Linked DNA regions of Homo sapiens: region 1 is linked to region 2. The links are chromatin loops, found by intact Hi-C in ENCODE. Cell type or tissue: dorsolateral prefrontal cortex. All regions are shown on one strand.

Region 1 (2,500 bases), 150 kb after region 2:
ATTGTGCTAATGCTGAGAGAAAGTCAACAGTGATTAAGATAATATTCTTATTTTTAAGGTTATTAAAACCAGTTGGGGATACTGTAATACATTTAAAGAAAGAAAATGCAGGATGGAGAAGATTGTCATTTATTTTATACCTATGTGGTAGGTACTACAATGCAATTAGGCAAAACTTTGGGAAATTGAAATTGAATCTAAGAGATGGTGTCTTGTCCAAAGTCACACAAACGGGTAGAGAACAAGGATTCTAACCTAGATCTTTCTGAGCCTTCTTTCTCCTACTCTATTTCCCAGTGTTCAGATAACACTATGTGGTGAGAATTATTTTTTCAAAAACTAATACAAAGTACTACAAAAATTGAGAAAAGATAGCTTGTGAACGAGGCCATCAGAGAAGGCTTCTTGAAATATATGGTGAAATGTATGGTGAAATCTCCTTCCTTGAAGAAGGAGAGAATTTAGAATGAAAGAAGAGTGGGCCATAAAAATCTTGTTGTGAGTTATTTTTTTCTGTCTGGAGACTCACTACGCCTTTGTTTTAGCACTTCCAAAAAGGAGAACTACTCTTTAAAATGACTAAACTTGGACAGCTTGCACCATTAAGTAGCAACATTCATTTTTCTCAAACACTGCAGTTCACCTGTCTCACTGAAAGATATTATTAAGCCATCACCATATAAGCATCCTTCATCTTGAATTTCCTTTTTGGCTTTATACCTACATCCAGTGATATCTTTCCTGCAAAGGGCCTAAAGCACTTAAAAACAGATGATATTATTACTATTTTACCAACAATGACATTGAATTGTATCCACTATGTCTAACACTGTCTGTCCCTGGAATTATCATATGTACTAGTGATAAGGATTATTCTTTATGAACAGAAAAAACACAGGTGCACTGAGCCTTCCCAGGTAATGAAATAAGGCAGAATTGCTTTATAAATACAGAGTAGATGTGCAATAAATAGTGAATAAGATCAACTCTAACAACACATCAACATCCTCAAAAGCAACCTAGCTGAGGGTCCCACTTCTTTTCATTCTGAGTCTATTAATCCTGTCAGTCTTCAACTGCCTTCCATAGCCGTCATAGGAAAGCCCAAATTCATCAGCATGGCATCTAGGGTCGCTCCACAGTTTGACACTAGTCTGGACTGACATTTCCCAAAGTCTCTTCCTTATGTAAGTCTAAGTTAGTTGGATACAAGAGAAAGTGCCCAAGGAACTCCCAAGGAAGCCAAAAGTGCAGCAGGAGCTATGATGTCATGAAGGTTAGTGGGTATTGGTGCCAGGCTCCATCACCACTCACACACTCTATGCCAGTCTGCTGGATCACCTTCTGCAGGGTACTTACATCAAAGTTGAAGGCAGTGATAGATGAAGGTTCCAAATTGTTCTCATGTGCTCCCATTTGTCTTCTCTCTCCTCCTCTTTGCGTCCAGCTTCTTTTCCAAACTGCTGATCCTGCTGACCTTCACGCCCACCCCCAGAAGCGTAGCCAACAATCTTCCATAGACTTCTTCAGCTCTGATAATTATATGAGGTCTAATCCCTATAATAAACTCCTTATTTCATATTATTCTTACTGTGTCTCTTTCCCTGATAATGCTCTAATAAATACACTAACCTATATACCTGCAACGGACTGAATGTCTAAACTCCTCCAAAATTCATGTGTCAAATTCTAACCCTACATTACAGTATCAGGAGGTAAGGCCTAATATGTTTGGCTTTGTGTCCCCACCCAAATCTCATCTTGAATTCCCATAATCCCCATGTGTCTTGGGAGGGACCCAGTGGAAGGTAATTGAATCATGAATGTGCTTACCCTCATGCTGTTCTCACAATAGCGAGCAAGTTCTCACAAGATCTGAAGGTTTTTTAAGGAGATTTTCCCCCTTTGCTCAGCACTTCTCCTTCCTGCTGCCCCCTGAAGAAGGTGCCTTTCTTCCCCTTTGCTTTCTGCCATGATTGTAAGTTTCCTAAGGCCTTCCCAGCCATGCAAAACTGTGAGCCAATTAAACCTCTTTTATTTATAAATTACCCAGTCTTGGGTATTTCTTCATAGCAGTATGAGAACAGACTAATACAGGGTCTTTAGGAGGTTACTACGTTACATACTATGTTACAGATTAGTGTCCTTAGAAAGGTACCCTAGAGAGCTCTCTCACCCTCTTTTCATCATGTGAGGATATGCTGAGAAGTCAGCATGCAATCAGCAACCCAGAAAAGGGACCACATTCGAACCCAATCACTCTGGCACCTGGATCTCAGACTTCCAACCTTCAGAAACCAATTTCTGTTGTTTATAAGCCACCTAGCCTATAGTACCTCATTATAACAGCCTGAACTAAGACAGTACCCTTAATCATCTTTATATTCCATTCTTCCTCAAAAGAGAAGTAATGATAACTTCTCTTTATATTCCACAACTCAAAGAGAAGTTATCATTCAATTTCATTCTATTGCTTCCCCCTAGGATGCCATTCCTTGCT
Region 2 (2,500 bases):
AGAATCAATAAAATAAATTAGCTGAAGTAACAGCTGAGCTAATCATGAGAATGTTTAAAATGATAAGAACTTGAATTAAAGTTTTTCTAAGTGCCAATGGATTTAACTAACTACCATATGCTGTTCCACTTTGAGCAACAGGTCTAGTTATCAAGTCTCCTATTGTCCAAGGTGAAGAAAGTCAGGTGGAAGAGTTTCTGGGGCCAGTAATAAAAATTAGAAGATCCATAACACTTTGTGATCCCTTTCCAATACACTGTATAATGAAAAGATCAGATTTATGTTGAAACAAGAAAGAGAATGTATTCCATTAAAAGAAAAACAAAAACTGCAGTTTCACTCTATATCTTCCATAAAGAATGGATTTTCCTGTATCGATATCACTACAGTTTTTAAATTTCATTCTTATTTATGCTCTAATTAATCAAGATAACATAACCCATCCTAAAGTTAAGCTTTATCTAGGCAACTTTTCTAATGTTTTCATTAACTTTCTTTAAATTGCCAGCATGGTGAAGATGTAATGTGTCACCTAGGCCCTTGTCTTTATTTCAGTCTGTAGTGGTGGAAGCCACAAAACTTATACACCATATTATCCACTGCAATGAGAATACAGCTAGCCCCAAATCAAATGCTTTTCTTTCCTCAAAGCCTCAACAATGTTGCCCTCCCCCCCTATAAATTAGCAGTGTTTAGAAGGAGACTTGTGCACATTCTATAGATTATTTTAAGGAAAAGCTCTGTCATCCATAATACATTTGGGCTTCTTTCTAGTTGAAGATTTATAATTTTTTTATTGATGGGTTATGAATATTGACACAGGAGATATTCATTGTTTATTGAAGGCTTGTTTACATAAAAGATCTTCACAGGCTACCCCCTAAGTCTAGAGGTCCTAAACCAGTGTCAGGGAGCTGTCTGGGTATTTTTTCCCACGTATTGCACTGCCATTCTACCAACAATAGAGGCCCATTAACGTTTGGCCCTTCAAGTTACTGCAGCCCAAGCCTCAGTGGCAGGACGTCTGCCCAATATGTAAAATAACGGAATGAATGGATTCCTTGGAAACAATGATAACAAGACCTGGCTGAGCTAACTGTGACAGCATGTGGTAATTTTCCAGCCCGCTGGCCCTGTAAAGGAAACTGGAACACAAAGCATAGACTGCGGGGCGGGCCAGCCTGAATAGCTGCAAACAAGTGCAGAATATCTGATGATGTCATACGCACAGTTTGACAGATGGGGCTGGACAATTTTTCCCCCTTTAAACGTGTTCTTAACTATTTGTATTCCACTGGCTTCTCACTTGGGAAGTTCAATCCTGTAATCACCTGCTTGAAAGACTAAACAAACCTTAACTGTCATGTGCTTGATTCAAGTACCACCAGTTTTATGAAGAAAAATGATATCCATTATTAGTGGCTGAATGCTGAGGGGAGCAGTGGGGGAGAGGGTGTTGCTGTGGATTAATGCATCATCTCTGCTTTCAGCTGTGGGCCAGGTTTTGAGTCTAGCTCTGACTGAATCCTGCCATACACTTTGAATAGCATAATGAAGTATTGTTATTGCCTCAGTCTAGTCATTACATCAGGGAAACAGACATCTAAAGTTATCAAAACTGATTACTAGCTGAGCTTTTGTGTCCATAAAATAAATGCATTAAAAAGAAGGCTTTTTTTTTGTTGTTCTTATGGGTGTTCTATCAAGGTTGGATGTTTTAGTGTTTATAGCACTATGTGTCACTGTGTGTAAGTTGGTGTTAGGGTATATCTGTAGTCAGTACTCTCCCAAAACATGCCCATATGTGGATCTGCATGCGTGTGTGTTTAAGCTGGTGCATGGGAGACAGAGAAAATGAAGATTGACAACATTTATAAAAATGAGACACAACTCAATTAAAATTCACCGAAAATAGTAAATGAACCAGAGTACTCAGTTTAATTGTAATGACACAAGACTGTCTTTTTCTACCCTTCAAATAAGTAGCTGCTTTGGATCTCACATGTCTTCACCATTTTATTCATTTGGTTCTTTTTATTTACTTTTCAAGGAATTTATGTAAATATATGTAGGCTACAAAATAGGTCTCAGATACAGCCTGATTCTGTAATCTTTTCATCAAATAGCTAACCAAAGAGAGATAGCCAAAGGATTCTGTTTATGGAGAAGTGAGATCTGTTCCACAGAAAAGCATGGCGCACTGCCTAGCCTATAGACACAAGAATAATAGAAATAGCATAAAATTAAAAATTAATGATTAGGTTTTACAAAATATCTTTTCAACTAGGAGAGCACCACACCCTAAACTATGGTCTTTAGATTCTCCCAGATTATAGAAGGTTTACAGAAGCTATCCCAAACTTACCTTCCCCTGTCTTAAGTAACATAGTTGTTGGGTAGGAAAATAAAAAGGTGATACATGTAAGCAAAGGGAATTCTCACTTTCACCCTTGAAGAATCACTACGCTCCGCTTACCTCTACCCACAACCTCCACCAACA

What was found. Peaks named below come from ENCODE experiments on the same cell type or tissue, not always from the same donor. Only the 100,000 strongest peaks of a DNase experiment are listed, where the experiment ranks them.
Region 1: it touches region 2 in a loop (2.4-fold over the local background); 1 of 110 quality-filtered maps calls a loop at or near these places.

The regions. Positions count from the first base shown.
Region 1 is chr5:88,096,129-88,098,628 of GRCh38, forward strand. No RefSeq gene overlaps it. Among named protein-coding and RNA genes, the nearest start is that of TMEM161B, 170 kb to the right of the region's middle. In dorsolateral prefrontal cortex, no CTCF peak of the experiment used is centred here; no DNase peak of the experiment used is centred here.
Region 2 is chr5:87,943,632-87,946,131 of GRCh38, forward strand. No RefSeq gene overlaps it. Among named protein-coding and RNA genes, the nearest start is that of LINC02144, 210 kb to the left of the region's middle. RefSeq lists an enhancer at 494-2,197. In dorsolateral prefrontal cortex, CTCF peaks have their summits at 1,094 and 1,293; a DNase peak (open chromatin) is centred at 1,150; H3K4me3 peaks cover 618 bases; H3K27ac peaks cover 1,993 bases.